Linked DNA regions of Mus musculus: regions 2, 3, 4 and 5 are each linked to region 1. A link is a loop called in an ENCODE intact Hi-C map of the cell type or tissue named here. Cell type or tissue: left cerebral cortex. All regions are shown on one strand. Each heading gives the region's core, and the rest is flanking DNA. Links, peaks and the distances in the headings are about the cores only.

Evidence for each region. Peaks named below come from ENCODE experiments on the same cell type or tissue, not always from the same donor. Only the 100,000 strongest peaks of a DNase experiment are listed, where the experiment ranks them.
Region 2: a loop joins it to region 1, with 6 times the contacts of the local background. A loop is called at or near these places in 8 of 42 quality-filtered maps.
Region 3: a loop joins it to region 1, with 4 times the contacts of the local background. A loop is called at or near these places in 8 of 42 quality-filtered maps.
Region 4: a loop joins it to region 1, with 6 times the contacts of the local background. A loop is called at or near these places in 27 of 42 quality-filtered maps.
Region 5: a loop joins it to region 1, with 2.2 times the contacts of the local background. A loop is called at or near these places in 2 of 42 quality-filtered maps.

Annotation. Positions count from the first base shown.
Region 1 is chr3:146,780,017-146,786,470 of GRCm38, forward strand. All of the region lies in intron 1 of Prkacb (protein kinase, cAMP dependent, catalytic, beta), which reads right to left. Among named protein-coding and RNA genes, the nearest start is that of Prkacb, 30 kb to the right of the region's middle. In left cerebral cortex, for the core only: CTCF peaks have their summits at 2,756 and 3,834; DNase peaks (open chromatin) are centred at 2,697 and 3,822; H3K4me3 peaks cover 311 bases.
Region 2 is chr3:146,517,599-146,524,052 of GRCm38, forward strand. It overlaps Rpf1 (ribosome production factor 1 homolog), which reads right to left and starts at 3,825. Exons shown (of 9, transcript NM_027371.3): 1 at 3,571-3,825; 2 at 1,789-1,845; 3 at 128-208. The coding sequence starts at 3,798. In left cerebral cortex, for the core only: CTCF peaks have their summits at 1,526 and 2,843 (motif pointing left); DNase peaks (open chromatin) are centred at 1,580, 2,851, 3,180, 3,861 and 1 more place; H3K4me3 peaks cover 1,970 bases; H3K27ac peaks cover 1,556 bases.
Region 3 is chr3:146,325,033-146,331,486 of GRCm38, forward strand. No RefSeq gene overlaps it. Among named protein-coding and RNA genes, the nearest start is that of Gm40167, 18 kb to the right of the region's middle. In left cerebral cortex, for the core only: a CTCF peak has its summit at 3,083 (motif pointing right); DNase peaks (open chromatin) are centred at 1,861 and 3,031; H3K4me3 peaks cover 403 bases; H3K27ac peaks cover 196 bases.
Region 4 is chr3:146,560,739-146,567,192 of GRCm38, forward strand. No RefSeq gene overlaps it. Among named protein-coding and RNA genes, the nearest start is that of Uox, 33 kb to the right of the region's middle. In left cerebral cortex, for the core only: a CTCF peak has its summit at 3,734 (motif pointing right); DNase peaks (open chromatin) are centred at 3,748 and 4,153; H3K27ac peaks cover 335 bases.
Region 5 is chr3:146,447,543-146,453,996 of GRCm38, forward strand. Ctbs (chitobiase) reads left to right here and starts at 2,925. Exons shown (of 7, transcript NM_001293672.1): 1 at 2,925-3,088. The coding sequence starts at 2,960. In left cerebral cortex, for the core only: a CTCF peak has its summit at 2,953; a DNase peak (open chromatin) is centred at 2,915; H3K4me3 peaks cover 1,267 bases; H3K27ac peaks cover 653 bases.

The DNA.
Region 1 (6,454 bases), core at 924-5,923:
GACACATGCACATATACATATATATATACATATATGGACACACAGATACATGCATATATATATGCATACACACACACAGATATACATGCACACATACATACAAACACACACACACACACACAGAATGAGAGAGAGAGAATATGTTGATGAAAATGGTTTTGTACAAAAATACACCCTTTTTCATATCTCCCTAAAGTAGCTTCAAGGAGTGAAAAAGCAAGTCTGACATTGTAGAACAGTTGCCCGAGCTTCCCCAGAGCCATCTACATGTACATTTTCATTTTAAAGATGAGTTCTCTTACTTAACTGCTTTACAATCCATGAATCCAAGGAGGCAAATCCTAGTTCTATTTAATGACCATGTAAACGCAGTAGAAAAAGCTCTAATGCCAAGGACAACGGCTGCTTCTTAGTAGTCCCCTGCATGCTCCCTGGGAAGGGTCCAAGCTAATATGGGAATGGAGGCATACAGCTGTTATGTGTGAACTCAGCCTTTAATCTTCTTGCCATCAGAGATGCCAAACCATTTTAACACAACAGTCTAAGTCTGAACATTTTAACAGGTCCTAAAGATATGTAATATATTACACAATTTGTTTAATCTATTTTATACATGATATAAAATACAAGGATGTAAGATTTTGATGTTCATCATGTGACAAATATATAAAATTTTACATAGAATAATGTGCTTTTATTAGAAGGCCTTTTCTGTAAGACTCCGAGTGACTTTTACATATGCATTAAATAAGATGACAAGCCTGATACAATATACATAAATGTTTCTTTTCACTTCTGAAACATAAGATTAGTTATAAATAAAAGAAATGTAAAAGTAAGCAGATCATTGTTTATGCTGTAGAACAAAAACCATGTGACATAGAATAGAATTAAATAAGAATAACACTGATATTTTGTTATTGATATTTGTCCTAGGTACTTATAAAATTTAAAAAAAGAACAAAACAGCTCAACTTAATTTTTTATGAACTTTCTCACCATCCTGAAAAAAATCCTTATGCAAATCAAAAAAAGACAAAACTGGATTCTTTGCATTTGATCCTGAAACTCCAAGTACTTTAGCTGCTAATTACACTGTATCAGTTTAAAAACAAAACCAAACCACTTACTTGATTTGTCCCATGAGGCAGTGTGCTCAGAGGCCCGAAGGCCGTCATCTTCCAGAGCTGCCCTGTGCTCTTGTGCGGTGCCTCTGGAGTGCCTGTGAAACAGGCGGCTAGCGAACCCCTCCAGCTTCTGGAGGGCGGTGGGCGTGCCACTGTGCTGGCCACTGGACAGTTCTTTGTGAGCTGCCATTCGCGTGCATTTACACTTTAAAGTAACTGCAAGTGTTTTCAGAAGGAGCTCAACTTCCTACCAAGACGCTAAGAGCTATGCATGTGCTAAACTTCCTGTCAGCAGGGTTTGCAAACCACTACTGTGGCTGTTTCCTGTTAATATAAAACAGCACATTAGCGAGCCTCATCTCTGCTAGACATGCATACTTTAAAACTTGCAATATCTGCTAAAGGTTCTAGGTTTGAGTGTTCTGATACTAATATGCAGGAGAATGAACACAGTAACTATAAAGGTTCATATACAGAGAAGGAGAAAAAGTATTTTTGACAATGTGGAAAACTAGTTAAACATGTATTACAACCCCATGCAAATAACCAGAGGCCAAATAGTAACACGCTAGAATTAGTTTACAGGATGTCAGCTGACAGACTGTATGAATCTTTATAAGTAGTTAACTTTTCATTAACATTAGTATGAAAAGGTATCAATGGATAGCATGTCATAACTAAGAAAAAATCTGAGCTAATTTCATAATTTCAAAAGAATCAAAGTTGCTAACTCACTGACTCAAGGCTAATACATATGAAAATTATAGAAACAGCATACCAATACTGCCTAATTAATTTATTTATAGATATGTGCCTGTCTATAAATAACATCTGAAAACATTCTAACATTTGGAAAGCTTGAGGAAAAGAAATCAGATTGGAATTATGAAATCATATAGTAACCATCTATTATAATTTTATAGGCTATTAGCCATACCAAGAAATTTTAACTGAGAAAAGAATCCCTGTTGCTTGGCTAATGACTGTCAAAGCCCTAACACAGAAGGCCGCTGCTTCTTTAGTCTAATTTAAGGATCTCTTAGAAACATCACATACAATAAAAAAAAAAGTCATGTCCAGTTTGCATGATAAAGGTAGCATTTAAGGATTTTGAGTATTTGCCTGTCTACATCATGCGTGTCAGAAATTGATGGTTTTCTCTTTGGAAGTTCAAATAAAGGAAAAGAGGGAAAAGAAAGGGAAAGACGTTTAAAAAGTCTTTGTCCTTCTGAAACATATCTGAATTCCTATTTCCTGTTAAGTATTTTAATGCAATAAATAAAAACAATAATGTTAAATAAAATAAGCAGTACCAGGCAGGTCACAGGCAGGCCTGCCAGGGAGACCCTGAGCAGAAAGCTCTGCCATTGAAACCCTGCAGTGACTCTCTGGAGTAATACCACCAGGGTAGACAAGCATACAGCAGGACCTACAGGACCAACCATTCAACCTTAAAATGTGCTGCTTTTAAAATCGTCAACTGTGTGTAATCAGTGATCTATTAACACGTGGAGATATCTTACAAGACAGAAAGACTAGGAGCCTGCAGTGTCTAAATGTGTCTGGCACACAGTGACCAGTAGGCAAAAAACAGATGAAAGCATTCAGTTCCCTTGACTGGCTCTCCTGAGAGAGTTCTGCTCCCTGTCATGCTGAGCACAGAGTGGTGGCGCTGTCAGCAGAGCACTGCTACATAACTGCTACATAACGAGGAAAGAAGCTGTCCTGCTTCCACGACCCTTGTCACGTCACACTAATACTGGCTGTCTATCAGCTTGTGCTCCTGTTGTATTATTTGAATTCATGAGCACATGATTACATATATGCATATTATTATATACTATAAGATTAATAAAGAATATAAGCATAACTTTTAGCACTCCAAAAGTCTAACTAAAATCACCATATACTAGAAAACATTATTGTTAATAACAGGACTCTAATTGTAAATACACTAGTAAGCATTAAGTAATTTATAGTTAATAATAGAAGTGATGGGCTGGTGAGATGGCTCAGTGGGTAAGAGCACCCGACTGCTCTTCCGAAGGTCCAGAGTTCAAATCCCAGCAACCACATGGTGGCTCACAACCATCTGTAACGAGATCTGATTCCCTCTTCTGGAGTGTCTGAAGACAGCTACAATGTACTTACATATAATAAATAAATAATTCTTAAAAAAAAAAAAAAATAGAAGTGATATTATTGGACCTTTCAAGGTTTTCTACAGTCAAAGTTTGATTTCATTCTTTTCTGTTCATTAAGTGCAAAGGTAGATTTCTGAAAACGCTCCTGCATTCATCTCTGCTGCATGGGCCTCCCCAGATAAGACTCCCATGGTGGTTCCTTGCCAAACCTAACTAAACATAGTATGTCAGCTATTATGCCTTTTAACAGACATCTAGCCAGACCTTTGTTTGATATTGCTTAAATAAAGTCCCACATTCAAACAACAACACAGGGATTCATTTAACTAAAATACATAAGATTTAAAATTATTATATCAAAAAGGTAAACTTAAACTGAGTATCTTGAAAATGCTATGTTTGATAGTTTTTTGTTGTTGGTTATAAAACTGGTTCCTTTTGTTCAAAAGACCTTGCAAAACATAGAATATTTAATTTTTAAAATATCTGTCTGTAGTAGTGTGACAGGAAGCTGTTGCTATGGTGGTGCCAGAGACTTGCTTTTTAGTTTAAAAGAACTCTGCTGGCATCTACTGCCTGACAGAAACAACTGCAGCTCCAGCTAAACTGGAATTACAAGAAACAATAGCAGTTTCTGAAGGTAAACGTGCTGTGAATGCCAAGAGATGGAACACACACACACGCACACGCACACGCACACGCACACACACACACACACACACACACACACACACACACGGTATACAGGCTTGCACACAGAAATAGCAAATATCAGCAATATATTTGCTAAATACTTTACCACATGTGAGATCTGCATTTGTGATGTTAAGGCTCCTATAGTCTTTACAAGTGAATAACAACACTGATATTATGTGATTCCCACCACCCACCTCAATGCTATTTGGGAACTCAACCAGGGGTCTCAAACATTCGAAACACAAACTACACCGACAAGATTTATTTTCAGATATTTCAAACACTGTATTTTGAGACAGGACTTTGTTATGTTGCTAAGGCTGGCCTGGAGTTTGAGATCCCTTGTCTCAGAGTCCTTGAGCACTGGGACAGCAGGACTATGGCACCATGCTCATCTGACCACGCCTACTTCAAGAAGAGGAAAAAGCCCTTAGGCTGCATGAGCTGACTCTCCAGAAGGACCTTTCAAGTCAGTTTCAGTTTTGGCTGGGGAGGGAGGTGAAAGTGGTGGTGGGCAAGATGGGCTGTTGGACCTATTGCCAAGTGTCTGAGACTCTGCCAGTGTATGCTTTCCTTCAGATGGTCGGACCTTGATACAGACCTTTAAGACTTTCAGTTTTATATCTGTATCTGTATCTTGATACAGATCTTGAAGCCTTTCAGTTTCATATCTGTATCTATGTTTGCAAACACACCGGGGCCTAGCAAAATTATGTACAGAAGTCTGAAGATTAAGGAAGACATGGGATCATATTTAGTATGTAATGCTTTCACGTGGAGGAAAAATGACACAGCCATGACCTTGTTATGTAAATATAGATTTACACAGCAAGTGAAATTCATGTAGCATAGCACAGTGACTGGCATTTACCTACACAGTCTGAATAGCTCATATTTTTAGTAAGGATTCCATTGGGTAGATTTATAACAATATACATATCCATTTACAATTAAACTTCATTTGCACCTATTAAAATTCAGGTGGCTGAATATATGTATCTACTCCTGGGTCTTAGTCTTTTATTTTATCAACTTGTGCCAAGTCCCTTCACATACCATACTGACTTGGAAGCTTCAGAATTGCCAGTCAACTTAAAATCTTACAGTGTAAATCTTCTAACTCCCATTCCATTACCTTTCTGCACTCTGTGTGTGTGTGTGTGTGTGTGTGTGTGTGTGTGTGTGTGTGTGTGTGTGTGGTTTTACTGCTGTGAACAGACACTATGACCAAGGAAATTCTTATAAGGGCTGGCTTACAGGTTCAGAGGTTCAGTCCATTATCATCAAGGAGGGAAACATGGCAGTATCCAGGCAGGCACAGTGTAGGAGGAGCTAACAATTCTATATCTTATTCTAAAGGAACAGGAAAAGACTGTCTTCCAGGGAGATAGGATGAGGGTCTTAAAGCCCACACCCACAGTTACACACCTACTCCAAGAAGGTCACACCTTCTAATAGTGCCACCCCCTGGACCAAGCATACTCATAAAGTCTGATTCCACTCCTTAGTCCCCATTGGCTTCTTCAAACACATGAGTCTGGGGGGTTATACCTAGCCAAAGTATAATAAAAAAATACATTTAGTCCAACTTCCAAAGTTCCCATAAACTACAGGAGTCTGAAAAATGTTAAAAGTCCAAAGTTTCTTCTGAGATTCATCCAATCACTTAACTGTAATCCCCAAGGCAAGACAGGAAATCCACTAGGCAAACTCCAAACTCTACATCTCCAAGTCTGATGGCAAAATGGTCTGCAGATCTCCAACTCCTTTTTCATCTTTGTTGACTGCAACAAACTTCTTTCTTGTGAGCTGGTTCCACTCCCTGTTAGCAGCTTTCCTCAGCAGATAGCCCATGGCTCTGGCATCTTGAACATCTTGGGGTCTCTAAGTCAACTTGAACTTCACAGCTTCTTGTTCCAGTGTCTAGGATCCACACATGATCCTCCAAAAGGCTTGGGGTCACATCTCCAGCTCTGCTCTCTGTAGTACTCTAGGCTCTGGTTGACTTCACTGCTTCTGTTGTTCTTGGTGGTCATCCCATGGTACTGGCATCTCCAATCTGCTGGGGTCTTCCGCTGCAACTAAGCTTCACCAATAGCCTCTCATAGACTCTCTCTTCATGGTGGCAAACCTCATGTTCTTTGCATGACCACTTCAGGCCTTGGCTATTAACTGCAACTAAGGCTGCACCTTCATAATGGCCTTCCATGGCCTCTCAGTGCCAAGCCTCAGTTGCTATCCATAACCCCTTCATACATTCAAACCCAGTACCACCTGGGTACATTACTAAGTCCTGCTGCAGCACAAGGTACAACCTTGGGTATCTCTGGAACACAGCTTCTTTGTGCTATCAGAAAAAAATTTACCAGAATATTTCACCTCAGTGATTTGGTCTCTTCTTAATCACTGCTAATTTCTTAGCTCCAGCTAACCAGCAGCAATTGTCCCAGTAGTCCCTTCAATTCTTGACTCTAAAGCCCAAGCCCC
Region 2 (6,454 bases), core at 464-5,463, 260 kb before region 1:
CCTAACGACAGAGACAGGGAAAGAGACAATGAGGAAGGGGAGAAGAGATATCTACATCTTGCGACCACCACGACGTCAAACAGCAACACACCAAGGGTGATCATTCACATTTGGTTTCTGACATTACCTCTTCATCATTGGGGTCTACTGTGGTCTCGTCGTAAACGCGCTGGTTGTCAATGGTCTTGGGAACAGGCTTTGGTGGAGCCTAAGTAAGAGGGGAAACACCGAGTGTTAGAAGCAGTTTATATTAACAACTTCACATTCCTGTGGGGAAACAAGACATTCTTCAAATAACCTCAGAACAACCTGTCCTTATTTCCATCCACAACCACTGTTACTAAATCCTAGGAATAGAGTGGGGGCAATGACACTACCCCTTAACAATCTGAGAAGACATACGTGGTAAATACAGAATGAAGTGACTTAAAACTAAGACAGGAATCACAAAAATTATCCCTGTCTAAAATAATATCTAACAGTAAAGGGAGTCAGCAGAATGGAAATAAAAAAAGTTTAGTTAGTTGCAAATCCAGGTGACTGTTTCTGTACTTCCCGCGATCTCCTCAGAAACGTGGCAAGTCTATCCAGCGACCCAGTAATTCTGTTTGGGGTTAATTTATGGAAAGAAATAAATTGTCTATGTGGTGGCCATTTGTAATGGAAACAAACATCAAGATAACACCCTGCATACCACATGACCAGATAATGCAGAATTATCATGCCGCCGAGTTTATGGTATCAACATACTTGCAAGGAGTACAGCAGAACTAGGAGAACACACAGATGCCACACAGTGACCTGAAGGAACGGTGAACTGAGGTGCTACTCAGGATGGGCGATGTGGATGTGTGTAAGGTGTGCAGTTGTGGAAGTTGGTTCTCTCCTTCCACCCAGTGGGCTCTAGAATTACACTCAGCTGGCCAAGCTTGGCAGCAAGTGCCTTTACCTTACCGAGTTCTCTTGCTGACTCTTATGTAATCTTTAAAGATAATTCCAGGAAGTCATCTTTCAGTCCAAAATCTGACTTTTTGTGTTCAGTTAGGCAGGGTGTGGTATATACCAGCTGAAAGCCTACATACACCCCAACCCAGGGCCAGCGATGTGTTAAAGGCCGGCCTGCACATGAATTTGCTGCAATCCGATGATAAGATTATATGATGTATTAGAATGCTGAAGGTCAAAATAATCTAATATTGATGACTTTAGATGTTTTAAACTGATCCTATTTGGACAGTGCATGAAAAGTAGTATGCTTAGTCTGTACACAGCCTGAATATGTTTATCTTTCTCAGAAATCCTATTCTCACTTGGTATTTATAGGTGGTAAAGGGGAGGAGAACCATAGGCTTTAAAAATCTTACACGCTAAATTATGAATTAAGCATATTTGTAAAAATTTTAAAAAACGAAAACTTTCGTCTTGTAACAATGCAGGAATATTTAGTAGTTCTTTTAGCTTCAAGTCACAAGAGTTAAACCCCAAGCCTAAAGTGGGAGTTCCCAGTTCCAACAGCAGGGAGAGCTTTCCCTGCCTCCTGAGCACACCGCGCTTACCACCTGCACACAAAGCACCTAGGAAGGCACAGCTCAGGGAAGTCCAGCAACTCCATCTGAGCGAGCTACTGAGAATAGGGGACGAGTTGTCACCACTATTTGCTAAGTTGGGTACAGAGTACAAAGGGATTTAGTACATTATTTTTATACATCTGAAATGTCTTAGAAGAAACCAACACAGTATCAGGAAATACTTCATAAGACAAAATACAAGGCTATAAACCTTACTTACCTTATCGCCAAGAGCCTCTCTCTCCTTTTTAAGTTTTTTCTTAGCTGCCAACTTTTCCTTTGAGATAAAAGCAAACAATATTGAGAAACCAGTAGTTATTTCATAAACTCATACTGAAACTACAAGTCAGCTCTGAGAAATTACTATAACCTTTTAAAATAAGCACATGAAACTTTTTAAAGGTCTGCTTAGATAGCCCAGGCTTGCTTCTGACTGACCATCCTCCTGCCTCAGACTCCTTAGTGTTTTAGATTACAGGTGCATACTCCCACTCACAACTAGACTTATCGATTTTTCTTTAATAGCTAAAATATTGAACTACAAATGGGCAGGCTAATCAAGAAGATTCATTTGACAAAGAGCTTGCTCTTTGTTTTGCTTCCATCAAATCAACATTAAGTCTGAACATTTAAACTTTCAGTAACTTTAATTTTTTACTATAATACTTCCAATTAATTAAACGTATGAATGAACAAGTACATTTTCCCCTAGTGGATGCGTTCTAAAGATTATGGGTATAATGGTTACTTCTCTTGAAAAGCACTGAAAATAGACAGAAATGGGAGATGAGTTCTCAGGACATTTCCAATAAGGTCACCACTAGTTATTCTTATAGGTTATAACCAAAACTACCTATTAAGGTCAATAGGAAGTTGCAAACATGTTCAGTTGTTACTTAGTATACACTATAATCTCCTGAATCTAGACAAAATGTCTGACACATTCTGTAGTGCCTACTGATCTTCAGTCCAAAAAAAAAAGGCTTTTAGGACATTCCTCCCTCAAAATTGCAAATCAAGCCCGGCGGTGGTGACGCACGCCTTTAATCCCAGCACTTGGGAGGCAAAGGCAGGCAGATTTCTGAGTTCGAGGTCTGGTCTACAAAGTGAGTTCCAGGACAGCCAGGGCTACACAGAGAAACCCTGTCTTGAAAAAAACAAAAAAACAAAAACCAAAAAACCTCCACAACTGACTGTTCTTCCACAAGTCCTCAGTTCATTCCCAGCAACCACATGGTGGCTCACAAACATCTGTAATGGGATCTGATGCCCTCTTCTGGTGTGTCTGAAGACAGCTACAGTGCACTCATATAAATAAATCTTTAAAAAATAAATAAATAAATAAAAAGAACTCCAGTAGCGACCTAGCACTTACGAAAAGATCCAGCCAAGGTCCTCCAGTAAGAGAACACAAATATAAAATCATGTGTTAGTTGCTGTGTATGCTGTAATAGGGAATTTTTAAAATTGTAATTTAGACACAAATGAGCCTCATGATCCTGGGCAAGGCTTACTTACAAGTCTGTCTAGTTTTCAGTGCGAGCACAAGGCGGAAGAGAGCAAACACAGCTATGACAGACACTTCACAGTGCTGAAACTTCACCAATGGTTCCTTGAAAGAGTCTGGGGCCACGTTTAGGACCTGGAGTTTACCACCAACGCTAGGCAGGCGGGATGCGCAAAGGCAGGGGGCGGACCCTCTGCCATCTCCGGCCAGAGGCTGGATCGTCGGTTCCAAATCCCTCGGCTTCCCAGAGAGTGCAACCCACGGAGCAGGCAAGGGCCGGATTCCCCTACGCCAAGCTCATCCGGCAAAAGGCTGACGCTGGGGACCCCGTAGCCAAGCGAGGGGCTGGGGGCGCGCCTCCGGCCCCGCCCCTTCAACCCCGCGCGCCCCCGGCCCCGCCCCTTCAACCCCGCGCGCGCACGTCGCCCCCCCCCCAGCCCCGCGCGCTCCCGGCCCCGCCCCTGCGCTCGTGCCCCGCCAACCCCGCGCGCGTACCTTCCGCTGCTGCTGTTTCCACCGCGTGAACATCAAGTGTCGCCGCTGCTTGTTCTTAATCTCCGAGATACTGAAGCCCGGGGGGAAGGCGGCCGCTTTCGCGGGCTGCACCCCGCTCTCCGCCGTCCCATCGCTCGCGGCCGCAGCCTCTTGAGGCTCTTCAGCGGCAGCTTTCCTCTTCAAGCCTCGCTTGCCGCCACCAACACTTTTCTCGCCGGCCTTCGCCATGTTGTTTACGGCTGTACGGAAACGGAAGTGCTCTCTGTCTTTGACCCGGGTCATACGGTTTTACTTCCGGGGCCGCCAAGTTCCGGAACTAGCGCTTTGCTTTATGGATTAGCTATGTAAGAAAGTGCCAAGGCTGGACGCTGGTGGTGGCGCACGCCTTTAATCCCAGCACTAGGGAGGCAGAGACGGGCGGATTTCTGAGTTCGAGGCCAGCCTGGTCTACAGCCTGAGATCCAGGACAGCCAGGGCTACACAGAGAAACCCTGTCTCGAACTCCCCTCCCCCCAAGAAAGAAAGAAAGTGTCAAAATTCAGAGTTCGTTCCCGACTGTACATTATTTCTAATAGAACAATTTCTAAACAGAACAAGATTAAAAAGAGAGCAAAGAAGCATCACACTTCCAACGTTCTCACTGGTCTCAGACTTAATGCTTATGCAGCAATGCAGGAAAATCCTTTCATCTGAGATAAACTGATAACGCCTACCAGACAATGGAAACGGCCAGCTGCGAGGCCCCTTAGCAGCAGCAAACTAGTCTACCACTCAAACACCACAGACACCAGAAGTCAGACGAAAATTTAGGAGAGAAGAAGAGGCTTGAAGTTGAATAGATTCTGTGAGGGTTTTGTAAAGACGCTGTGTTTTGTGTAAGATGTAGTCCTCTTGGTGGATTTTGAGGGAGAAAATGATCAGGCATTTTGCTTTATTTTTAAGGCGCTACGGCCCTGACTCAGGCTTTGTAGATGCTAAGTGAGTGGTTGTCATAAAGCTGAATTTACAGTCTCCTTGATTTACACATAAAAAACAATACTCATAATAATTATTTAAGGGGACTGGGAAGATGGCTCAGTGATTAAGAGTACTGACTGATCTTCCAGAGATCCTGAGCTTAATTCCCAGCATCCACATGGTGGCTCACAACCATCTGTAATGGGATCTGATGCTTTCTTCTGGTGTATCTGAAGACAGCTACAATGTATTCATATACATTAAATAATTCTTTTTTTTTTTTTTTTTTTTTTTTTTTTGGTTTTTCAAGACAGGGTTTCTCTGTGTAGCTCTGGCTGTCCTGGCACTCACTTTGTAGACCAGGCTGGCCTCGGACTCAGAAATCCGCCTGCCTCTGCCTCCCGAGTGCTGGGATTAAAGGCGTGCGCCACCACGCCCGGCTACATTAAATAATTCTTAAAAGTTATTTATTATTATTTAAGAAGAAACTAAGGGAAGATGGGTGGAGTGAGAAATGTTAATGAATTGAACAAAGGTAGTATTCGCACAGCTCTCACCTTAGAGAAAAATGAGACAGTTTATTCTGGAGCCAAATATGAGTGGCCTGGAAACATAGGTTCAGGCATCCCAAAATTCCCTTTTCCAAGGTAGAAGCAGGTTCCTAAAGCCTTTTTTATAGTCATAGAACAAAAACTCGTAAACCAAGACACTTTCCAAGTCTGTTGTTGGAGCCACTAAGTAGGCAGTTACTTCATAGTGAGAAATCTCAGCTACAGGTCTCCAGTCACCACGGAGCTGAAACCAATCCTATTGGTTAGTGATGTAACTGTTGTTAAGTTGTAGCAGAACATAATTTATGTTTGTGGCAATGCTGGTGTAAATCCACCATGATGACAGTCATATAAAATTACAACATTACGATTATGATACTATTCATTCCTTGACAACACTAAAAACAACAACAACAACAACAAACCTTGTATGTTAACTGGCAGATGTAATAGTGCTGGCTTAAATATTTGCTTTCCTACACTTTTAATTTTTAGATTGTATTCCCATTTCCATTTTTGTTTCTGTAAAACAGTGTGCCATGTTACACCTGTACAACTCATATGTCTCCTGTTTTATCATATCTCTTGATTAAATCAAAATACCATGCTGAGTGATTACCATATGCCACCAATATTTGTGTAAGTACACACTATGCTGTGTACACATTGATAAAATTGTGTAGTTAAAACATTCCCCAGAATGTATATATATCCATTACCAAGTAGTCCTAGTACTTGGAAATCCATCAATGAGAATATATTTTCTCTAAGATTTAACCTATACATTGTGATCAGACAAGAGACACAAACATTTTAAATGTAAGGTAATAAACAATAATATTTAGTTTATGCTAATTATCTCGGGTCTTAGAATACTCTTAAAAGTTATTGAAAACTTTATGTGGTTATAACTGTCAAAACAAGCAAAAATGTAAATTAGGGCTTATAATGCTTGCATATATTTACGTATAGTAGCAATAAAATCATTATTTAAGAATTTATATACATTATGAAAATGACTGCATTTTGTAGCACAAAAAACAATTGCAAAGAGTCATATTGTTTTATGGACTTTTAGCTGGATTAAAGCTATTTTTGCGTAGAGTCTTTATTGATAGGAAATCTTTGTTGAAATACATGAAGAAAATCTAGCCTTAATTTTGCAACTAGTTGAGAAAGGAATATCTAAGAGATATTTCAGACAATTATTGATATTTGGTACTGCATCAAAAATTGGCAAGTGGCAAGCTTTTTAAAGGTAACTTGTCATGACAGCTGGGTATAGTGAAGCCCAACTTTAATCCCAGAACTTGGGAGGCAGAGATGGGTGGGTCCCTGTGAATTCAAGGCCCGTCTGATCTATACAGTGAGTTCCA
Region 3 (6,454 bases), core at 562-5,561, 460 kb before region 1:
AGAAGAAGCAACAGGGTGCCCTGTGATAAAGCCAGCAGGGATCTTGCTGTACAGTCGGGGAGGGCTAATGGGCTGTGTGCGGCTACCAGCCAGGGAGTGTGTAGCACGCTCCTTACAATACAGAACATCCATCTGTGGAGGGAGTTTGACAGCCAGGCTCTGTGCCCGCCCGTGTGCCTGTGCCACTTCAGAGACCTTGAGCCCGCCATTGTTCATTTGTGAGCTCCCTGTGTGTGATTCTGGGAGGGCAGGTCTCAGTGCTCCGCTGTGCTCCCCTCCCCTCCTCCCTCCCACTGCACCAGCACCCTCCTCCCTTCCTGCTTCCACCGCTCAGCTGTGGCAAGCATTTGGTCATATCTTTCTCAGAAAGCATCGTCTAAGCAACCGACTTGGTCACCTGGATAAAAGTCACGTGAGAGAGTCGGGTAGGAGCCGGCTAAACATGGAGGAAGGAGGCCCGGATTCCGCTTCCTGCTGCCATCTTAAGCTGCTCTGAGTTTTTACCGTTAGCAGCAGTTTATTTTGTTGGACTTTTTTTTTTCTCATGGGGCAGTATTAACAACTGCATGGCTCTTGCTCTGTGTGCTCCCTGACCCCTGCCTATGGAAGACATGGCTAATCAGTCACTGTGCTGTAGAACCTTAGACTTGGCCTTACCGCCTTAGTATAGAGCTCTGGAAGATGGATGCTCAGTGATTTGAAAGCACTCGAGATGAAGTGGATTTCCCACACTACCTTAAAGCAATACATCACCTGGGAACGAGAGAGAGGTCAGTACCAAGAACAGGCGGTAGGTAGGTAGGTAGATAGATAGATAGATAGATAGATAGATAGATAGATAGATAGATAGATAGATAAATGATAGGAAGGCAGACAGGCATATAGATAGGTTTGTTTTTAGTCAGTCAGCTAGAGATTGTTCAGTGGTTAAGAGGTAAGAGAGAGTATTGCTGTTTTTACAAAGGACCCAGAATTTATTCCTAGCACCGAGCTGGCATCTCCATAAATCCAGTTCCAAGTAGATCAGATGCCTTCTTCTGCAGTCCTAGGCACTGCATGCCTGTGATATATATAAACATTCAGGAAAAACATACGTAAATACAAGATGAAACTTTTTAATTTTAAAGTTTCCAAATGTGGTAGCACGTGCCTAAAATAGCAATCAGTACTTGGAAAGCTAAGGCAGGAGGATTTCTGTGAGTTTGAGGCCAACCTCGGCTACATAGTAAGAAGACTCTTGTCTTTAAAAAAGTATTAATAACCCAGGCCCAGAAAGACAAACAACACAGGGCTTTCTTTCCCATGTATATTCAGCTTCAAAGCTGTATGTCTGTGCGTTTGCTTTGGAGTGTCTTTAGGGGTCAGGAAACTAAAATGGGCCTTGAAAGGTGGAAGGGGAAGAGACCTGTAGGAGAAAGAGGATAATAGAATGCATGGGAGGAGTTTGAGAGTAGAAAGATTTTAAAGGAATGAGGTGGGAGGGGAGAGGAGGGGATGGGGGTAAGTTACCCAAATCTGAGGGTTATGAAAGGCTTTACAGAATCCAGTACCACACAAGCTAATTTAAAATACAGACTTTCAGGGGACTTTGAGTGGAGAGACTTTGCCCGGGTGGACATAGTGTCCAGGAGCTGTGGATTAGTAAATGAAAATCCCAGGGCTGTTCATGGGGTCCTGCCATGTGAGTTGTAGGTCGGGGAGGCCCTGACACTCTAACCCATGTGGCACACATTCACAGATACACGTAAATTAAGATCAAGCAAATTCTCTCCCCTTGTGCTTCCTAGGAGGGCAGGGATCCCCTCTAGAAGAACAGGGTGTCTGCACAGTTGTGATTTCGCTGGCCTGGTAGCCTGGTGTAGGTCACTTTAAGTAGAGTCTGGTCCTTCTGCGTCTCAGCCCACAGCTTCCTCCACTTGCTGACTGCACTGTCTGGCTTGGCAAGGAAGAAGAGGAAACCCACACGTTGCTATTTAAATCACAAGCAATTAATGGTTTTCAATAATGTTTGTGGTAAAAATAAATAAATAAATAAATAAATAAATAAATAAATAAATAAATAAATAAATAAATAAATAAATAAATGAAGAAATAAATGGTCCCCCTCGTCGAACGTGTAAAAGCAAATCCCCAGACTCACTCAAACAGTGGGTGATTGGACAAGGAGCCCGGTCGCCATTTTTGTTTTATTATAAATTCACCACTCACCACTGGGATACTTGAAGAGTCACCTCGCCAGTTGTAAACCTTGTTTCTCCTTGCCTGTACAATGGACATCAGGAAGAGTGCACTGACCTTGCTAGATAGATCAGTCACTGCTGAAGAGTTTCCATTCAAGAGGACAGCTGTCACCAAGATCTGCATAATACTCGAGAGATGAGCTGTCATTCCCAGAGCTCTGGTAACATTCAACAAACACCGGGAGGTGTGAAACCCGTGCCCCCTCCCTCTCCCGGCGCCCCCCCCCCCCCCCACCGCTCAGATGAAATGAAATACATGCGTCCTTCCCCCACCCCCCACTCCCTGCTCAGATAGGTAAAGCCATGAGGCTCAGATAAAGTCTAGGAGGAGTTTCTATTCTGATGGGGCTGCTGGAAAAACAACCCTATAGGGACCACTGTTGGGTGAAAGATGACTCCAGATCAGCAGGAGACCCGAGGGGACCCTCTCACCCCTCTCTATTTCAGATGTCTAGAGAGGGACAGGCACTGCATGCATGCTTAATGAGTATTAACTGGGAGCAGCTGAAAGCATTAAGGACCAGCGTGTAACAGATTAGCTCACAGGGAGTAACCCAAACACATCTCCTTGGGGTTACATTTATCAGGGCACCTCGCTGGGTGTTCTCGCCGTCAGGAACCGCTTTGTAACCACATGCCCACTGCACCAAGGCCTCTGCCTTAGGAAGCGGCGCTGTGTTTGTTCACCCAGCGGAGCTTCCAAGGACATGAATTAAACATTTGTTCCTCCCAGCTCTGGCAGTTTGCCGCATTCTTGCGGAGGAAAGTCTAAAATGGCTTTGTTCTTTTTGCTGCAATCAAGGAGGGACCTGGAAGCAGAAGATACGGTAAGGCGAAGATCTTTAATTTGGCCACTAGGTGGCAAAAGAGTTCTACTGAAGATACTGCAGGCAGCCCAAGGCACTCTTAGGGAAATCCTAGACAGGTTTTCAGAGCAGGACAGGTTCTGTGAGAAAAGATCTCAGGGAAATGAAGGAGCTAAACTGATGCGAACAGCCTCTAGCACTCTGATCAAGACTACAAATCAGGATCCCAACTTCTAGAACAATCTTGTTCAACAAGCCACTCCGTTTCCCCCTCTTTAGGTATGCTCGTCTTGTATTCTCGGCGAAAATACAATAAGGAGGTGAACGTGGCATTTCAAATTAAAATTTAAACGTGCAGTTGCCAGTCTCGCGGTAGACACCTCTGAGATGACCCAAAGGCTTCGGACTCATAATTCTAACCCTCTTATGTCCTCGATCCCACCCCTTACGTCCTTACCCCGGCTGACCAGCAAATGTGCAGGTCAAATGCAGATGGAGACTCTAGCCAGCAGACCCGAATCCAAGCCCATTTGCCAGGTTCCCAAACCTTGATGTCTAGGCTTTCTAAACAAAAAGAGGAGGAACGACTCCATCATCAAATTCCCACCCAAAGACCATAGACATTCATCAGAAAGTGGACTTACTATCATTTTTATTTTAAAAATATTTATGATTGTGATGGATTGAATGAGATGTTCCCCCAAAGTCTCCAGTATTTGAATACTTGGACACCAGTTTGCAGTACTGTTAGGGGCAGCTTGGGAGTTACGGCCTTGCTGGAGAGCAAATGTGGACTTTGAGAGCTTAAAGCCTTGGCCAGTTTGAGTTGGCGTTCTCTGCTTCTTGCTTGCAGTTTGAAGAAGTGAGCTCTCAGCTTCCTGCTACGGCTCCGCCCATCGCGGCTCCGCCCATCGCGGCTCTGCCCCTCTGCCATCATAGACCTTTACCCGTCTGGTACTGTAGCCCAAGTATAACCTTCCTTCTATAACCTGTCTTGGCCACGTTGTTAAGCAGTAGAAAAGTAACTAAGACGCGGTCTTTTAAATTTTCATATACCCTATCATGTTTCAAAAAGGTCTTACAAAACAACTAAGCCACCCACACGTCTCAGAGACCAAGAAGTGCTTGAATGATGATAGCCCTTTCAACAAAAACTATTAAAAATATTTACTGGGTGCCACCTTAGTTAGTTTGTGTGAGTTATTTTACCTAATATCCTGTCAACAGAAATCATATTTGTCTAGCTCAACTGGCTCTTTTTTCTTGCCAACTATGAATTCATATTTTTGACAAATGAGAAATTTACACTAGTGGATCTACCCTGATGTGACCTTTTTCTTTTCCTGCCACTTTTGAGCTGTGTGAGGACACTGGGTGCTTGTGTGGCCTTGGTGATGCCCACATTTCTTAAAGCTTGTAGCTAGCTGTATTGTTATTTCAAACCATCTTAGGGAGATAGGTAATGCTGGAAGCACTTGGTTCTTCTTTTCCAAAGACCATTCTCTTGTTAAAGGGATCAGAGAAGAATCGATACCATTATAAATAAAGAATTGTGTTCCCAGGAGGAAGGAGCAGCTCTTCCTTATTCAATTATAATTAATAAATGAGGAGTTAAGGGAAAATCCACAAAAATCAGATACTGTGATTTTAAAAGACTCTTGTAGGTGACTCTGGATAAGTAAAATGAAGGCAAGGTCCCGCACATTGTGATTGTTCCTGTTCAGTATCCCATATTGTCCACATCCTTAATAAGGAGCAAAAAGATCACATTTCCCAGTCTCCCTGGCAAGTGGTTCTCACATGATTAACTTCTGGCCAATGGAATATCAACACCTGGTGGGTTAATTTCCAGGAAAGCTTTTAAAAACAGAATATAGACGTAGCCTTTTCCCTCCCTCTTTTTTCTTTGCTTCCCATCTAGAAGACAGATTTTATGGCCGCTATTATCGTGGATGCATGTGAAACATGAAGCAGCTGTAGGTATGGAAACCACGTGCTGACATGCAGACAGAGAGAGAAAAGGTCCTGATCACCCCGCAGAACTCCCAAGCCGGAACCAGTCTCACTGCCTCCAAACTATGCAAGCATTACACAGCACTCCACGTCAGGAGTTGGCAGCCAATAGAAACTTGAATGGACACAGGAGTATGAAAACCTGTGAGATAGAGAAAATGGTGAGAAACAGAGCTCTCTGTCTTTAAGTATATAATTTTTGTGCATAAAAAACTTTGGAGGTAAGAGTGTACACACACACATTGTTTTAATTATGGCTGAGGGATATTGGGCCACACAACAGAACAAGTGACATCAACCGAGCCAACAGTAGCTTGGTCTCAAAGCATAATCTGCCCCAAGCTTCGCAGGTCCCCTCTTCCTGGGTCATTCAGAAATCGGATTGTCTTGTTGAGGGAAGCTTTAGCAGAAACAAGTTATGGGGAACATGTTTCTTGGTAAAATAACAAAAGCACCATCTCCTTTTCTGTGCAGTTTTCTTAAAATCTCTTATGCACACGTCATCTTCTGTAGGGTAGGGAGCCACATTATACAAAAGCCTTACCATGTATTTAGGCATCCTGTCAAAGCAATAGGCAGTTCAAGCCATTCTGGACTGGGAGGACACTCAGTTGATACTTTTAGCTCTCTGAGGAGACTATAAATTCACATTGGTTAAGATTTTAAGGTTAGGGGTCTAGGATCCCCATAGAAGCCAATCTGCCTGCTGTTCTTTTCCGCTTTGATATGCAGAGTAAGAAAGGGGTTGCCAGGCAAAAAGGTGAATTAGAAGTTATTTTGTAAATGCTGTAGCGTTAGTTCATGCGTTCATCTGTCATGTCCATACATCTGTCCATCCGTCCACCAGCAGTAGGGAATGACACTCTGTGTCCGGTGCAAAGCTCACTGGTAAATAGGACAGTCCTTGGCAGAAAGAGGACTCACATGAAGATGTTCTCATACAGAGCCAGTGCGACCTCATTTTATTTCCCAACCCAAGGTGGGGAAAACCCAACGGGATTACCAATATGAAAAAGTAGGAAGTAAAACTCAAGTCTTAGGAAATATTGATTTTCCCTGGGTATTGACATGTTAGCCTTTGCATTGCCCCCTTCAGTGTTCATTGGAATACTTTATGTCACAAGAAGCTAGAACCTGAATGCTAAGTCATTCCATCTCCTGGCTTAGAGAGGTGGGCTGTTCAGAATACCGGTTTAGGGCAGTTCAAGATACCAGCTTAGCATATATCTGCTATATTTGCGTGTCGCCTCTACTCATGGTTGAAACTGGTTTGTTACTGCTGCAGTGTTGCAGGAAGTGACTTTTGAGAGATGGCTCACCGAGAGGCACAGCCTTTACAGAAGGACCATCATCGTGTCAGGAGTGGGCAGTTCCAGCCCTCTGTGTTATGGTTGC
Region 4 (6,454 bases), core at 622-5,621, 220 kb before region 1:
TTCATTCTATGAAGGCTTGGACGCCAGGCTCTAGGTTCACACTCTGTCCAGAGATCATTATTTCCAGCACAATCTACACCTGGTAAGGCTCTTTTCCCAGATCATGAATTCTCAAAGCCCTTCTAGACCCCCCCCCCTTTGCTTCCAACCTTGACCACCTTCTCCCAGCTAACTCTCCCACTGACTTGTGTGTTGGAGTGATATTTTTGTATACCGTGTGAAGATGTGTCTCTGTCCTTCCTTCGCCCGCCTAAGGCATCTTCTGATTGGCTAATAAAAAGCCTATGGCCTATTGCAAAAGGCAGGACAGTAAAGTGGGACTTTCGGGCAGAAAGACAACTCTGGAAAAGAGTCAGGTATGGCAAATTCCCCACCCAGACTTGGAGGAAGTTGGATGTATGAAACCGAGGACTGGTAACTAACCAGCCACGTGGCACATATAGCATAGAATAAATGGGTTAATATAAGCTCAGGGCTCATAGGGGAGCAAGCCTAGCTTAAGGCCTAGGTATTTACTCATAAATATAAACCTCTGTATCATTACTCAGGAACAAGAGCGAGCATAAAAACGCCGGGCGGGTTACACTCGTGCTTTTCACCCCGTGACTTCTTCGATATCTTCTGTGTCAGCCCACGCCAACCCCTCCTCTCCACACCAGCTTCACTACCTGCCTCATCCTCTGCTGCCTTCTTAACAGAAGAACAGTTTCCTCTTCCCTTCCCTCGGCTATTCCCAGCTATAGCAGAATCCACCCCACTTCTTGTTTCTGACTTTTAGCCCCTTTTGTTGATCTGTTGCAGCCGAAGGAAGCCACTCAACCATGTCTGTTTTTAAAATATTTCTTTTTGTTGAAATTATAATCACATCGCTCCCTTCCCTTCCCTCTCTCTAGCCTTTCTTCTGTACCTTCTCTCTCTCTCTCTCTCTCTCTCTCTCTCTCTCTCTCTCAAGTTCATAGCTTCTTTGTCTTTAGTTGTTATATACATGCAGTCCTAAGTATGTAAACACAACCTGCTTGGTCTACTGTTGCTTGTATGTATGATCTCAGAGCTCACCTCAGTTCCCTGTTTCCAGCCTTACAACCTATCTGTTGTGTGTAGCTTTGTTACCCCATCTAAGCTCCAGGACCGGGCTGTGTTACCATCCCCCACCCAGCTTCCCTTGAATCCACCGATAAGACACAGATACACAGCTGTTCAATTTTAACTTGCCTTTTGATCCAATTATTGGGCGCTACTATCTCCCTCTTAGAAAAAGCATGCCCTTATGAATATTCTTATCTCTGCACCTCCCACCTGCCCTAAACTTTAGTTGCTAAGTTACATCTAGTCCCTGCTAAATGCCCCTGACCACCTGCTATAGGAATGGCCTGTATGTTTCTAGATCTCACATGGCTGGTCAACTTATCTCCATCAGAAGCATGGCCAACTCATCTCTCCTCTCTTCCCTTGCATTTGTCCCTTGCTTCCAGGGACCTGGAAGTCCTTTATGTCTCTCCGCTTGCCTACAGAGACTCAGAAGTCCCCCTTATCCCTTCCAGCAATTGGCCCATCGCTTCTTTACTAACAGAGCAAGAACCAATTGGGGAACAGGACCTTAGCATCAGAACCACCTCCATACCTATCCCTCAACACTGTCTAGATAAGCTTGCTTTCTCTCTGTCTCTGTCTCTCCCTCCTCCCTCCCCCTCCTCCTTCTCCTCCTCCTCCTTCTTCCTCTCTCTCTCTCTCTCTCTCTCTCTCTCTCTCTCTCTCTCTCTCTGTCTCTCTCTGTGCTATGCTTCCAATGCAGGGCCTTGCTCACATCAGTCCAGGTCTCTGACACCGAACTAAAACCCTTCGTCAAGGCCTTCATCATTGTTTTGACAGTTTTCCTTTCTTTGTCTTCTGAAGCGCTGCTCTGGCGTGGAGATATAGCCAGGCTCTGTGCTTTCTTCCCAGCACCGTCATCCCTAACTCACCAGCCCCATTCAAAATCTCTCATGTTTCTTTCCTAGCTGCCAGGGGTCCCAGAAGAAAATGCATGCTTCCTCTTTTCCAAGACTCGGCCTGCATGCTTGATCATCGCTGTTGCTTTCTCTTCACATTCTCTTGAACTCGGACAGACCAATCAGGTCTTCCCTCCCTGTTCATTGGCTCATTCCTTGCATTTGAAGTACTGCCCGATGACACACTAGGCCTGGGCTTCTTTGCCATTGTCCTTAACCATTGCACAACTGCAACCAACCACTTTCTGTGGCTCCCCTTCTCGATGGATTTTTACAGAGGCCTACCCATTCTCCTGGTTTCTTGTTGTTACCAACCTTGACAATATGGTGCTCGGCACAAAGTGCCCCCACCAACTTGACATACACGGGCTCATCACATTTGGATGCAAATGCACAGAGATGGGCGTGGTGCTTGTCTAAGGCTTTGGCAGTTTTGCATATGCCTTGTGCTAGGCCATTGTGGATAAGGGCGGTCTTCAGCACCTCTTATAGAGCAGTGTTGACATCCATTACACCCACAGCAGCTATGCCTTCCTTGGCCATGGTGGTGAATATTGGTGGTGCTGAAATTTGAACGCCCGAACCTCTTCCTCTGCTCAACAGGGACTGGGGACAGCTGCTCTTCCTTATTAACCTTCAGTCTCCCGTCTGTTAATCTTAGGAAGCTTAGCTCCTGTGCCTTCTCCCTGTGTGCTGTCTGGTTGTTTTCTTCACATCACTATGATAGTTTTACATCGTTATCATTATTGTTATTATTATTTTACTTTCTGCCATTACATTCTTGTTTATCATTTAAGCTCACACTAAAGTTGGATTTCTAACCAGACTCTCTTGAGGTCATTAGGGCTCATCTTTCATGACCTTCCCTTTGCCTTTGACATTGCCCACTGTTCTTGTGAAATTTTATTGTCTTCTGATAATCTCTCCTAGCTGCCCTCATGAGTCTTTGGGTGCTCTGACTCAGTTCCCATTAACATACTGTCAAACAGCGTTGGCGGGGTACCCCAAATGTCCATCTAGCTCAGCCATTTTCATTTCCCACACCCTCTCTTTAGCTGATTAAACCCATGCCATGATTTTACCTTGGATGGACAGATTAATATATTGATAATTCTTCAGCCTGGCTACGGAGTCAGGCTCTGTTAGACAATAGCTTCATGGGCAGAGTGTAGTCGTGTGGGCTTACGTGTACATCTAAACTGTGATGGGCCCACTTCTGCCCTTCCTTGGTTTTAATGTTAGAAGTCAATTATTCCCAGGGAGAAAGAAACCAACATTTCTATGGAATTCTCTCTCTTTTATTATGAGTATTAAGTGATCATCAAAAGTTACCTGTTAGCAATACAAGTACTTTCTTGTCTTGGGTTTTCCCACAAGTTCTGATGGCCAAATAACTAAAATCAGTAGGTCAGAGCCACCGTAAGTGCCAGGCTCAACACAAGTTAAAAAACTAGAGATGAAGAGTCACAGGCAGCAGAAGACCTGGGCCTTGACAGATTTCCTTCATGTCTATGGAATGGGGGAGGGGGGCTGGGGGGGGCTGGGGAGGGACCTCTCTAGATTCTTTTATGTGTGTTTCTGAAATCCTTGGAATATAACTTTGCAGGTGAAATTCGAAGCTGTCTGATCAAAGTGTCTAACCTCATCTGTTTTGTTTTAAACTTGGGGCTGGAGGAGGCAAAACAAAACCAAGAAAAACAATGAATATGCCCCGGAAATCAAATCCAACAGCGTACGTTTCTGGTCAGCAGGGGGCGCACTGTTCCTTTACTCTGGGAAGATTTTTTTCACCTAGGCAACAAGTCTTCTTTAATAATGACTACATCCTAGCAACAGGAGGAAAAAATAATGAAAAAAAAATCAATACATTTTCTCCCTCGTGGTTGCTATTTTTTAAAATAGCTATTTTTGCCAGTATAATTGAGGCGTGTTGCCATAGGACGGGATCCTTGGTTGTCTTTTTGTTGTTTCTCTGTTCTGTCCAGTCTCTTTCTGATTGGGGGTGGCAGGGGGTGGCTTGGGTGGTGGGATGGAAGGCTGTGAGGGTGTTAAAAGCTGTAATGGGGGCTGGGGCTGTGGCACAGGTCAGCATCTCCTGACATAGAAACAAAGACTCTGATTTTCGTTAAAATGGTCAAATCAGCCAGACTGGGTTGCTGTCTGTGACGACCTTTTGTTTGAGTGAATTGATTCAAGGAGACAGAAATGGGAACATGATGTTCTCAGAGGCGGCTGGAAGGATCCTGTCTAGAAGGCCGTGGGTAGCAGCGGATTGAGAACGGGAGAAAAGGGGCCCTCTCTTACCTGGATGCTACTTTGATTTTGAAGAAAACATTATACTCTGTATAATACTTTATGCATTCCGTATTTTTATAAAGAGGAAGAGATGCAATGGATTTGAAAATCAAGCCAGTATATTTCTACATAGCAGTTCATACAAGAGACCTAGCTTGGCTCATTAATATCTGGGCATGTTGGCAGTGCATATGTGTACCATGTGTTCATGCACAGCTATGTACATTTGTTTATATCTACTTAGCAAACATATATGCATATATGTAGACCCAAACCAATAATACAGAGGCACCAAAATGAAGAGAATTCTTTTTCAAAGGATTATACTTTCAGAATAATTGCTCCACTCTCTTACAGAGAACAATAATAGCTCACAGGCAGAAATATTAAAGATTAAAAAAAATTCTTTACTTCCTAGAATTCTTATTTGATTCAGAGAAATTTATGCCGTTTATTTCACAAGCACGTTTTCATCAAGAAAGAATTAGAAATTATGCCTCCAGTAAATCTTTTAATATACAGCCATTCTTATTCAATAATGTGTGTGATTGGATACCCTGTCAGGAATCTTCCCCTCACCCCACTGTGAAAATATTGTATGAACATTTTAAGAGAAAAGGAAATCTAGTTTAGCACTAAGAAACCCTACATCTTCTTCACCAAAGCCCTGAAATGGCTGACTTTTTTCCATAGTAATTTGTTTTGTTTTTCTAAAAGATAGTAGGGGTGTGTTAATTTGAAATTGACAGCAACAGTGTCATTGTCATCATCATGAACAACAACATCATCAACAACAAGAGCATCAACAGCAACACAGCAACGATGGATTTAAAGGGCACGGAGTGGGATTAGATCTTGCCTGTTAATGCAGAGATTCACAAGGCGCTAGTGAGGTCAAGCAGCAAATTCCCCTGTGGCTCGACCGTTACGCATTCCTGTTGTCAGAGATACATCACTAATTAATCCTACATAACCTTCCATCTCACAAACTGTTGCCCTTCAGATCAGAGGCACTAAAACAGTCTCCATCAAGCTCCCTGGCCTATTTCTACTTCCATATGATCTTTGGAAAATCCCTGCAGAAGGCTTATGCTTAGTTTACCTGTTTCAGGAAACCTGTTTTCAGACTAGACCCAAACTGGCATTCATTGAAAATCCTGGAGACCGGGGCTCAGCAATGGAATCCTGGCTCCCTCCTTGCCAGTCATGAGCACTGAGGCAACCCCTTGCCCTTCTCAGCCTTTATCCACTCACAGCAGAGAAGAGTCTGCTCCCTGACTTCCATCTTGTCATGACATGATCTCCTAAGTACGAAGTGCTCAGTGTAGAGCAAGACTCTCAGCACTGTAAATACTTCAGGACACGGAGCACTTTACCTTCCTGGTCACGGTAGCTCCACATGTGAAACAGCAAAGAGGAGGCAGAATTGAGGGCTAGAGGTGATTGTGAAGATGGAGGAAGGAAGAAAATGAAAAGTCCTCATGTCCCCAAAGTTACATTGTTGGATGTATTGGGTTTTCCCTCCAGACAAGATGCTACACACATCCCTGTGTGTCCTTGTACACAGTCTTGTACAAAGTCTCACGTGAGTGAGAACTACATCAGAAGTACAAATATGGTGGCCATCGGAGCAATCGATAGTGGATTAGATTGATTGCCGACAGTATCTCTAGTAAGATGAGAGTCAGGGCAGAACACTGAGCAAAACAGCTCGAGTTCAGATGGAAGAAAGGAAAACTTGGAAGATGGTGATAGGAGAGAGGAGGGAGGCAAACATTACACACATACATACACACATACACATAATACATACATCCCACACACACATCCCACACATACATACATGCCACACACACCACACATATACACATACACATACAAACACATATATGACATAACACATACACACGACATATAACAAACACACAGTTTTGTGGCCTCATCAGTTAAGGGTACTTGATGTTTTTGTAGAGGCCCTGGATCCAGTTCTCAGCGCCCACACAGCTCACAACCAACTGTAACAAACTTCAGTTCCAGAGGATCCCACTTATGCATGTGGTACACAGACATATGAACAGGCACACACACACACACACACACACACACACACACACACACACACACACATACGCGCACGCGCGCACGCGCTTGTACCTATACACATACACAAG
Region 5 (6,454 bases), core at 798-5,797, 330 kb before region 1:
AAGAAGCAGTTTTATAGGATGAATCTGTCAAACAGGTTAGGTTTGCAACATTAGTAAAAGGCGAGAATGAGAGTGGGTTTTACATTAACTACCAAACCAACGTAGACAGAGGCTTTTACTCATAGTGGATTTATTATAATCCCACATGGGTAGGACAGGCACAAAGGCGCATCTACTTCTGCAAGTAAGTTATGCAGTATGCTGCATAGACCTGCTCATGCTGGAATGTCTGTAAGTGCCACACACCCTGTCCTTAGAGTCACAATGACCTTAGAGTGGATGATGAGTCAGGATCTAGGGGTGTGAGTTAATTTGTTTAGCTAGAGAGGAAAGATTTAGAAATCAGAGGAGGCAGAAATGTTAGCTGTCTGTTTTCAAATGTGTGAAGAGTACCTTACTCTTACAGAGAGACCTGTTTCCAGAAAGTTCCCCAGATCAAAGGCCAGGAATGAGAAGATAATTTCCAGCCCAAGGTTAAGAAACTATCTGCAATTATTAGTCTTTACAATGCTGGGTTGGTTAGTAAACATTCTGAAAGAGCCACGCAACAGCTGAAACCTATTTCCTTTTGGCTTTTGGTTTTTGTAAGACAGGATCTCACCATGTAGCCCTGGCTGGCCTGGAACTATGTGGACCAGGATGGCCTTGACCTCAGCAGCAATCTGCTTGCCTCTGCTTCCTGAATGCTGGTACTGAGGACATGTGCTACAATTCCTGGCTTTGAAACCTACTCCTTATGGAAGGGAAAGATGGGTGTGAGGTAGGCCGGAGGACCTACTCTTAAATGCCAGGTAAGAATGGCCATGTGATTCCAGAAGGGGATGATGCCCTGTGCTGCAGGCTTTGTGTGAGTCTTAAACTGTCAACCTAATGCTGACAGTTTCCTCTATGTCAGGAAAATAGACTGTAGACTTGCCCAACCCATTGAGATTGCCGAGTGGAGTGGAGGCGCCGTGGCCCGGGGATGCTGTGCAGTTTTACAGGAGCCGACAGATTACTTGCTCAAAGGCCAGATAAGGACGGGCTCTGGGGCAGCTTGAAGACTTCCCCGCCCTGATGGAGAGTGGAGACGACTTGGCATCCATGTTAAGGTTGCTGACGTGGAGCTACATTGTCCAGGGTGAAATCTTAGCTCCACGCCTTACCACTGAGGCACATACCAGGTTTTAGGTGGAAAACCCCTGAAGAACAAGAGTACCTATTAAGGCAAGGTCAGGCCAAACCCCTGCTTCACACTTAGCATCATCAGATCCTCGGAACATCCGCCTGTGGGTCAGCTTCGCTGCCCGTAAGACAAGGCTGAAAAGCACACCTGCTTTACACGGCTCCTACTCTGATTGGACAGTGAGGGTTCAGTCCAGATCAGAGCCTGAGAGGAAAAGTAGCCGAGCAAAAGTCCTTCACCACCACGTTCATCAAGCCTTTAAAGGAGGGACCCTGATAGTGTTAACCGTCAGCCTGATGTTGGGCATGCCTATCTACAATCAAGTTAATTGTGGTGGGGAGACTCTGTCTGCCACTCTGGCTGCACCATTTTCTGAGGTCGTTTCAAGACTGCATTATGAAGAGGAAGGCCAGCTCAACATCTGCATGCATGCCTGCATCCTGTTTTCTGACTGTGACCGGCTGCTTCAAGACCCTGTTGCCGTGACCTCTTTGCCATAGTAGACTGTACCTTGAACTGTGAGCCAGGAAAAAAAGCTATCTTAGTTACTTCTTAATCACAGCCACAGGAAGAGAAACGAAGACAAGAAAGCAAACCTGGTTTCCAGCCTTTCCAGTCTGCCAGGATTAGAAATATATTAATTTGTTCCCGAGTATCCTTTGCTTTCCGCTCTTCTGAGAGAGCTCAGAGAGATCCTTGCTTTGACAACATTTTGGTTCTGGGAAAAGAATTTACATCATTTAAATTTTTATTGGTGTTTAGGGAGTGTACAATAAATTTAAACTCATATGCTATAATGGGTGTTTTAATTGTCATTATGAGTTTAATGACATTCAATTTCCTTTATAGCCATAAAGAGAATTTTTATTCCTGTTGCTACTTAAACAGAAGAATTCCCCAAAGAAAATGCCCAAATCTTCAAAGTGCGTTCTCCTTCCAGCATTCAGTACACGCTGAGCAGAGCAATCCAGGTCACACCCCCAGGACCTGATGACCCTGTTAGAGCCCCCTTCCCTATTCTCATAGCCAAAGGAAAGGCTTTTCTTGAGGTCATATCTCTCAAGCAAAATCACCGCACAGAGTTTATCTTTAAATTCTCTTTATTTAATGCTGGAAAATCACAATACACACTTAACCAAACATCTGGTAAATTGACAATAATATCACCCGTCCATTTTACATTTTAAAAAATACCCTGTGTAGAGACTTGGAAAAGAATGGTCTCAAACCGATTGAAGTTTAAAAAAAGAAAACAGGAGCTCTTGGAGTTTTACAGTGAACGTACTATTTACTACAAGCCAAGCACTGTGCTGAGCTATATTGGCAGGGGTGGGGTGCGGGGAGCAACGCCAAGCAAGAGATTCAAAATCAATTGTAAGATGAATGAGCAGAAAACGTTCAGACCACACAATCATGAAATGGTGTAGAGTGATGTAGAGTGATGGAGAGAATAAAAGTGGTAGAGTTACCTGCGAGTTACCCGGGTCAAGACTGTTTACCTAGCCCTTCCTAGCACTGGAGTGTAAGGAAGACCCCTGTCACATCTTACATTTACTCATAGGTAGTGCCCCCAGCAGCCGGGGTGGGATCCCAGTCAATTGGCTGCAAGTCCCACTTCTCCACAAAGTCCAGCATCAGCCCCGCCTTCTAGGGCCCACCTACCAAGCAGCAGGCTGGGTCGCTCTCCGTTTAGCATCAGGCCACGCCCCTCAGCAGAGACTCCGCCCCGCCTGCCCATAGGACATCAGGGCCCGCCCTTCAAGAGGCGTCATTCCCGCAGCCTCCACCCCAGGCATGGCGCTGTGTGGCCTCCCGGAATTCACTCTGCTGCTGCTGCCGCTGTTGGCACGGCTCTCGGCCGGGGACTGCCCGTGCTCCGAGGCTGCTCTCTGCCAACCGATCCGCCACCGTCCCGACTTCGAGGTCAGCACTCATTTGCCCGTCGGTCTGATACTCAAGGCTGTAGAAGTTGTGCGCTCACTGAGTAGCCTTAACCACCAGAGTCTTCCTCTTTTTAGATTTCCTTCAGAGGTTGGGCAACTTCCCAGGCCGCAGACTGTGTAATGCTCCTGCCTCATCAGATTCCCGAGGCCAGCTCCTCCCGCTAACCGCTCAGCCACCTGCGGGGAGGGTAGGAGAACCGGTTCTCGGTTTCCAAGGCAATGCACATTTAGTAGGAAAGTGTCCACCTCCAAAAGTACATCCGAAAGCAGGATGTTCTGCTAACCTTTGTACTTGGTACGGATTAGTTCTTTCGTTTATGGACAGTCACCCACCCAGGAAAGCGGCAAAAACAGCTATTTGAGTCCATTTTTCTTTAACCCAGCAGAATGGCGTATAAAGCTTACGGACTTACCACGAAGCATTGGTAAAATCGCGTGACCGAAGTTGATGACAGTGGCTGGACCTGGGGGTCAGCGATGTCAGGGGGTCCAGTCTCAAAAAATTTGTACAAAGAAGGAACAGTTGATGGGTCTTAAACTTATATTTGGTTTTGAGACATAGATATTTAAATGCTTGTGTTTGCATACATTGTTTAGAAAAATAGTGACAGTATTTTTGTAGACTGCCTACTGTGGAAACTGGACATTTTTTAAAAAGAAAAATTTAGGTGCATTAACGTTTCTTTGAGCAAGGGTCACTAGTAGCACTCAGATCATTAAGATCAGAAATTAAAGTTTTGGGAGAGAAAGAATTAGCTGTTTGGCAATGGATAGCTGTTACTTTTAGTTTCTGGTCCGGTGGATCTTTCCTACTGTGGTAGTTTGAATGGGAATGGCCCTCATGGAGTCATGTGTTTACATGCTTGTCCCATAGGAAGTGACACATTAACAGGTGTGGCCTTGTTGGAGGAAGTGTGTCACTGTGGGGATGGGCTTTGAGGTCTCCCATGCTCAAGCTCGGTCTAGAGTGGCTCAGTCTTTGCCCTGCTGCTTAGAACTCTGAGCTCCCTCGCCAGCATCACGGCTGCCTGGATGCTGCCATGATGATAAGGATTAAACCTCGGAACTGTAAGCCAACTCCAATGAAATGTTTTCCTTTATAAGTTTTGCAGTCATGGTGCTAATTCACAGCCAAAGAAGCCCTAAGACACCTGCTTAGAGATTAGCTGACTGGTTCTGATTGGCTAACTAGGAACTCAAGGGACTTGCTCAGCTGTTTCAGCCTAAAGCCCCTCCCCTCAATTAAGTGGTTTTATAACAATCTGATTTATTGCGGCACTCAACACTTAGTGGGTGATATAGTATTTGTGAGAATTTGTCATTACATGCTAAGAAAATTATACTCATCCATAAACTCGTAGTAAATGAGGCCTCACTAGCCTTTTGCTTCTTGAAATGAGAAGAGTGTAGATTATAAGAGTCTCCTTCCCCACTACATATATTTGTGTGGCAGAATTACAGGGGACTGACCTATGCTTTGAGAATGAACCCGTTTGTACTGGCAAATTTTATGCCAATTTGACACAAGCTAGAGTCACCAGGGAGGAGGAATCAATTAAGAAAATGCCCCCATCCAATCTGGCCATAGGTTAGCCTATAGGACATCTCCTGAATTAGTGATTGGTGGAGGAGGACCCAGCCTATTATGGGTGGTGCCTTTCCTGAACAGGCAGTCCTGGGTTCCATGGCGGTAAGGAGACTTTTTCCCTGACCTCTGCATCAGCTCCTGCCTCCAGGTTCCCACCCTGTTTGAGTTCCTTTGACGATGAACAGTGTGATATGGAAATATAAGCCGAATAAACCCTTTCCTCCCCAAGTTGCTTTGGTCAGTGTTTCATCACAGTTAATAGTCACTAAGATACCATTCCCCACCATGGACATCTGACACCCCTCCCTTTGTGTTCTCAAGATTGAGAGTAGTTGCTATTAGATCACAGGCCCTACCTAGTTGGGTTTTGTTTTGTTTTTAACAAGTTGAGTCTTAAATATGAGAATTAAAACACTGAGCTATCCAGTTTCACATTCTGTGTGTAGTAACTTTATTAAATGGTTGCTTGACAGAAAAAAATGAACTGCGCATAGTTAATTCGGAAAGGTAAAGGCATGCGAATATTCAATGACAGCCTTAACAATTATGGTTGTTGCTCTGCACAGCCCTTACTGGTCCATTCTCCTGTGGGCCCCTACATCTCTATTTTCAGTGCCAGTATAATGTGCCACCCCTTCTTGAAACTCTAATGGAACTCCAGAAAAATGAACAATTCTGTGGTCCTCAAATACTGCTTGAGAATACCACCTAGTTAATTTTATATTGTTCCTTTCTCTTTCAGCATTTCTGTGTCGTAGCTACCTTTTCAGGTCCAGAATCTCAGAACTCTTTTTAGTTGTGGGGAACCTGAGTTGTAGGAACTTTGTTCTAATCTGCAAATGCCCACTCGCCTGTAGGCTATCTTCTTTTGTCATCCTCCAGAATGCAGAGGTCCCCTCCCATGAAGCCATCGTGGATGGTTTCTTTCACCACCTAGATAGCAGATTCCTTGGACGTGGAATCAAGGCCCCTACATTTCCTTCCAGGCCTTGATGCTACTGTCATTTCCTAATGGATCTTGGTATTTGTTAACCTCTGTGCCTCTAGCGCCTAGCAAAACACCTCTCCTACATTTTCATTAAGGTTAGCTCTCTCCATAAATGAATACCGTCAGGTAGAAGGAACATGGCCAGTGAAGCTTTTGTGCTTCTAGGATCATCTCTGAGGGAGAAACACTGGAGGGACATTAGCTACTTTAAACTTGGACTTGACTACTCTTCTAAGTCGGCTTCATTCAAAAGCACACGTAGCAACTTAAGCAGTGTCCATGGCTCCATCTGAAACAGGCAGAAGCTTGAAGATCAGCAAACTCTGTGAGCTCTGGTGCTCCACCCTTTGCTGAGGTCTCACTCATGAGTTCTGGCCACATTCATCCAAACTCGTCCCCTTCGGTGGTTCCAGTGTGGGTCCCTCTTTAATCCATTCCTCATTTCAGCACAAGGGAATTTTCTAGGATGCATTCCTTTTCCTTTGAAAAAATACTTGTGTCTAAATATTAGGTGAGGAGTATTTCAGGCAAAGAACACATAAACCATACAGATGTAGAGCTGGTGGTTCTCCTCATGTCAATGGTCACACTTGTGTGTTTATAAAAATATAATCGACAGTAAAAGTACGAAACCTTAAATGAAGCTCCGTGGCTCCAAAAGGCCACCCAGTCTGTAGAGAAGTTCACGGAGTTGCAGTCTGAGTGGCTACCTTAAGCTAGACGAGTGAGGTTTTCATGTGAGTCCATTACAATAGGTGGTTTTATTAAAT